2 separate regions of the Homo sapiens genome follow, and region 1 is linked to region 2. Evidence: read pairs that join two places in POLR2A ChIA-PET (ENCODE). Cell type or tissue: PC-9. All regions are shown on one strand. Links, peaks and the distances in the headings refer to the core of each region. The heading gives the core; the rest is flanking DNA.

Evidence for each region. Peaks named below come from ENCODE experiments on the same cell type or tissue, not always from the same donor. Only the 100,000 strongest peaks of a DNase experiment are listed, where the experiment ranks them.
Region 1: POLR2A ChIA-PET joins it to region 2 with 15 read pairs; 2 of 35 experiments call an interaction of 5 or more read pairs at or near these places.

Annotation. Positions count from the first base shown.
Region 1 is chr10:63,227,629-63,230,558 of GRCh38, forward strand. The region is part of intron 3 of JMJD1C (jumonji domain containing 1C); the gene reads right to left. Among named protein-coding and RNA genes, the nearest start is that of NRBF2, 96 kb to the left of the region's middle. In PC-9, for the core only: no CTCF peak of the experiment used is centred there; no DNase peak of the experiment used is centred there; H3K27ac peaks cover 846 bases.
Region 2 is chr10:62,809,472-62,812,401 of GRCh38, forward strand. EGR2 (early growth response 2) reads right to left here. Exons shown (of 2, transcript NM_000399.5): 2 at 2,525-2,930. Among named protein-coding and RNA genes, the nearest start is that of EGR2, 5.4 kb to the right of the region's middle. In PC-9, for the core only: no CTCF peak of the experiment used is centred there; no DNase peak of the experiment used is centred there.

The DNA.
Region 1 (2,930 bases), core at 300-2,799, 420 kb after region 2:
ACCTTTGTGGTAACATCCAGTGTGCTTTCTTAAATTCCATTCCATGACATAAATTTCTCCATAAAAACCATCTTTGATAGTATAAGAGTTACCATAAAAGCAATTATTTTGTATCCTGAACATCAGATTAGGTGATTGAACATGTTTTGCCATACCAGTTTCGCCAGTCATAAATTCATGGTTTAGCAAAACTACAAATAGTTGCTTGTTCTTAGATCCCTGAGATTGCTGGCAACAGTTTTAAAACGTGAATGTTAAGTCCACAAGAGTGACATTAATTTTTACCACACCACATCTTTTTAACTTATACAAGAATCCATTTTGCTAATAAGGATTTGCTGGGACAAGAAATATATAAAGTTTGAAAGTTGCTACAGGGGTGCTCAAAAAGCAAAGCTGTCTATACCACCTGCAGTTAACTAAATGAAGGTACCGCTGAAGGCTTCCATGTATTTTCATGAATTATAATAAGGGCTAGCAAACATTTTTTGTAAATGGCCAGAAAGTTAATATATTAGGCTTTATGGGCCATACCAGTTGTCACAACTACTCAACCCTGCTGTTACAGCAGAAAAGTAGCTAAAAAAATACCATAAAAATACATAAATGAATGAGCATGGCTATGTTCCAATAAATGTTTCTATATTAGCATTCTATGAAATTTGAATTTCATAGAATGTTTAGGTGTTATGACATATTCTTCTTTTTGAGTTTTTTTCAACTGTTTAAAAATCTAAAAGTAACTGGACACAGTGGCTTGTACCTCTAATCCTAGCTACTCAGGAGGCTGAGGTGGGAGGATCCCTTATGCCCAGAAGTTCAAAGCTACAGTGAGGTATGATCACTGTAGTCACTGTACTCCACCCTGGGTGACAGAGGGAGATCCTGTCTCTAAAAAAATTAAAAAGGAAAAGATAAAAACAAGAAGCAGGCTGGATTAGCTTGTAGGTACAGTTTGCCTTTTCCTAATTAAAAACAACAAAACAGAACAACCAGTATGAAGCAAGATTAAAAACTTCTACATCAATGTATCAAATACAATTTTAAATATACTAATGCAATTTGATCTAACTGACTGCAAACTCTTATTTCCACAAATGCTTGAAATATATACAATCAGGAGCACAGGAAATTAAATCAATACCAAATCCTTTTCACCAGTAAAGACAAAAATATCTTAAGGTAAATACATTATTTAAACTTTCACAAGTAAATGAGTTTCCCTGATTTATTCTGGACAATGCTTAGCCTTCCAAATATAACAATATACTTGATTTTAATGTACATAATTTAGGAAAAATTATCTAATTTGCAAGATAAGATTTCCTCCATTAGGTCAATGACTATTACATTCAGAGATTGGAATCATCATCTTCTCTGGGCTCTCAAGTAAAGTAAAAATGAGAATATGCATTAAAAAGTAAGAGATATTATAAAGATAGTCTACCTGATTTATTAAGGACACGATAGATTAATCTCTTAAGCTCTCTATGTAGGTGTGTGTGTGTCTGAGTACATATAAATATAAATAAATACTTTTTTAAAAAAAAGGAAACATATTAAAAGATTTCACATAATTAAAAGCAAGGGGTAATTAAGTCTCCGTATACAAAATTTCATCATTTGATTAGCTGTGGTTAATTCAGACGTCTAGAATCCAGACTATCATTTAAACTAAAGCAATAAAATGTCTATCTTTCCAAAACGTAATTATACATAAAGATTCGGATGGGGCTACTCTGGGCACACTGCCTACAGGGTAGCCCTGCTCCATGAGCAGCAGTTTAAAAAAAAACAAACAAAAAAACAGATTAAGATGGTAGGAAGAAATAGGACAACAATTTATACTATCCATGTAATTATTTTCTCATTCATACAATCAAGAAGATAATATAAAATATGCTTAGTCTTTCTAAATTATTTACATTCTGCAACTAGATGAGACAAATTTAGTTTCTGAATAGAATTGATGAAAGGAGTAAATATAATAAAACTCTATTTTCATTTATTGTAACTGGAAATAGTCTAGAAATGGAAGTGACATTCAGAAAATCAGAATGATGTTTAGATTTATTTTTTTATTGGCTAAAAAAGGATTGTTGTACCAGGGGAAAACAGCAAACACCAACATTTTAATCTGTTATAATTATTACATTTTTGCATTCCAATAATATTCTTTGCATTCGAGTTTTATTTTTATTTAGAAACAAAACAAAGTGATGAATGACTGTGATCCCACACTGATCTAAAGAAAGCAATTTCAGTAAAAGGCTATTTTAAAAAACCCAAAATAGGTTTAGGTTTTTTTCCTAAAAATTAACATACTGGTAAGCATATTCATCAGATATGGAGGCCTAAGTGGAATTGGTAACTTGAAGTGAACCTTAAAGACAATGTCTAGCATGTCCACGGGCAAATCATTAAATTTGGCATTAAGTCTGTCTACACATAAAATGAAAATAAGCTGGGTGCAGTGGCTCATGCCTATAATCCCAGCACTTTGGGAGGCTGAGGTGGGCAGATCACCTGAGATCAGGAGTTCGAGACCAGCCTGGCCAACATGGTGAACCCTGTCTCTATTACAAATACAAGAATTAGTCGAGCATGGTGGCGCTTGCCTGTAATCCCAGCTACTCAGGAGGCTGAGGCAGGAGAATCCGTTGAACCTGGGAGGCAGAGGCTGCAGTGAGCTGAGATCAAGCCACTGCACTCCAGCCTGGGCAACAGAGCAAAGACTCTGTTTCGAAAAAATTCCACCACTTCTTTACCCTGCACTTTTTACAAGTTTTGAATACCATTCATTTTCACAGCATCAACATTTAATCATAAGAATTTAAGAAACATATTAACTTGTATAATATGCAGAAGGCTCCACAAACATAAGAGCTAAATGTTTTGTCCATTTCATAAAATGGTAACTGTAAATACAA
Region 2 (2,930 bases), core at 238-2,737:
AGACAGATAGGGAAAACCTTACCTGCTCTGATGTCTACAGTTTGATTACCATGAAAGGTTCACAGTATATACTGTAAGATTATGTTGTACTAAAATCTAGTGGCCTTCTGCAGATTTCTAAAGCCCAAGTAATATACACTTAAAAATAGTTTATTTCCTTGAGAGTGAGCTTTGAAACAGCCTGAAGGAAAACACATCTGAAGCTAATGTCTAATTGGACTATTTTGCTGTAACAGAAAAAAGCTTACTTTGTATTTAACCTAAGGAAAATAAGATAGTACTATACAAGAAAACAAAAATACTTTCATTCTGGAAGGAAAGAGTTTTAGGACTTATTTTCTTTCCTTATTTTTTGTTTTGTTTTCCTGTAGTATTTGTTTAGTTTTAGCTTCTGCTGGCAGCATTTTTGGGACTTGTGTTAATGCTGACCGCTCTTCCCCCTGCCCCCCCCCCACCGACACACACACACAAAAGTGGTTATTAAGTGGTTAAAATGTCACTGCAGCCATTTTTAATATATATGAAACAATTTGCCTTAATCTTATTAGCAGCTGGGATAATGAAATTAAATAGCCAGGTTTATGAAAACTTGTAAGCCTTGTGTAGGTATTATCAACCCATTTTTAATATGAATTGAAATATCTCAAAAGCACTACGAATCTTTAAGGAATTCTTCTCCAAAAGTGTATGTACAAGATTAGAAGAAGACATTTTTCTATGCTTTATTTCTTGAGCAATGTAAAAAATGAGACGTGCAAGAAGCACCCTGAACATTTTAAGCAGAGAGCAAAATCGGATTAAAGATACTGACCTCACATGTTGAAATCTACTAGTAAAAGCCACAAAGTTGGCTCTGAGAAAATGCTGAGATGTGGTGTTCCTTATGGTATGTGTGTTAATGCTACCTCACCAAGCCCACGTCAGGGTGAAAGTGATTATGTAACCAATTTTGCTGTCATCAAAATATCTTCTATTTTATTTTTGAGATGACTTTTAGTCTACTGCTTCGTAAGTAATTGTTAAGATTATCTTGATTGAAAATCCTCTAAAATTAGAATTTGGCAAGACAAATATATCTTACAAAATTTGGGTATATTTTAATATAATGAAATCTTGGTAGGAGGGAAGTATTCTTTAAAATCACGTAATTATCAAAATGTGGCATTGTCTTATACTTACCAAAGTTGGACAAGCAAGGATGATATTACGCCAACAAGCTGGGAAATAGGAACTAATGGGAAAACACCAGTCACTAAAAAAATATGAAACAAGTTCTGAAAACTCTTGTTTCGTAGTAATAGAATAGAGAGATTCGACATCCTTGAAATAGGGATGGAGAAGAGATACAGAAGAAAGGCATTCATTCCCTCCACAAATTGGATCTCAAATTCTAGTGCTGGTAAGGGCAAAAGGTGGTTTCCAGAGTAGCTGTAATCATCTGTTATTCTGAAATACAGGTTGAGTCTGAGGGAGTCTTAACAGTGCTGAAGGGCAAATAGTCAAAGGGATTTTCAGATGTCAGCTAAACAGTGGACGCTGCAGCAACATGTTACATTTGTGTAAGGATCCAGAAGTGGGTGAACTTAAATGATTTTTAGGCCCAGATTTTACAGTAAAGATGATAACTTCACAAAGGCATCGTCTGTTTACTTTGTGGCTAAATTAACTAATTTTTGGTGAATTTATATTTTAAAACCACTACAAAAGACTTGCAGTGAAATGAACCCTACAGTATATTCTTTGCAAACCTTTATCCAGTACCATGGAGGACTATATTGGCCTATTTAGTTTAGGTTATCTTTGAGATTTTCTTGAGGCACCTATCTTATCTAATGAGCTGAGTACTTTGATCGTCACTTCTAGACCCACCAAACCTTTGGCAGATCAATGATTCTATCAAATAGGGGTAATCAATTGGGAAGTGAAGGTTGGAGAGAAATGAGTCCTGGGGTAATTCCTTTGACAACCCATTCATGCTGTCATCAGCAGCGTCTGGGGGCATTTTCGATCTGAAGAGATGATAGTGCTTTTCAAAAAGTTTTCTGTGGTCATGAGACTAATCCTGGAAGCTGAAAGTCATTTCCAGCTTGACCACGCCACCACACTTTCCACAAAGCCACATCTCGTCTGAGTTCTAGACCCTGGTCAGGGTTCTGAAAGCGACTGTAAATGTGTTGTCTCCGAGTGGGCACTTGTTTGTAAGTATTTATTTTCCGGAGCCCACTCAGGAGCAGAGAGAAGCTATAGGCTGTTAGAGACAACGGAACAATGAGTCAAAACAACGCCTCCCCACTTTTACACTAATGCATGGGGGAAATCCCCAGAACACTAGTGTTTGATTATGAATGGAGCCTGCTTTGGGGTTGGTGTCCACAGGCTAGCAAAGAAGATCTGGAGACCATGGTTTGGTCAAAGCATTTTCACTGGTGCTTAGTGCTGTTTTTAAAAAATATTCCCACAGAGACTGAATGACTGTTTAATTCCCACCCAGTAAGTATTTCAGAAATGATTTCTGCAACAAAAATATTGTTGAAAAGTATTTATTTACACTATAGTCACAAACCATCCATTATCTGAACTTCAGTTAGTGGTTTTGCGTTAGAATAGATTTATTTTTTCACAACTATTAAGAGCTAATGACCAAACAAATCAGCTCCGGTAACATTATGTACATTCTTATCTGAAATTTGACTACAAAGGTAACACTTTTAAGTCACAAAACAAAGCATACAAAAATATACTTTCTAAAAAAAATTCCAAATATTAATAGGCAGAAATATACAGCCATACTAAACTCAGGGAGTGATTTTTTTTCTCCATAATAAGGCAACCCATTTACATGCAGACCTTGTAACATTGTCTACATCACACAAGGCACCAAGGACACTTCCAACACAATTGCATGCATCCTAGTTTCAGAGAATATATGT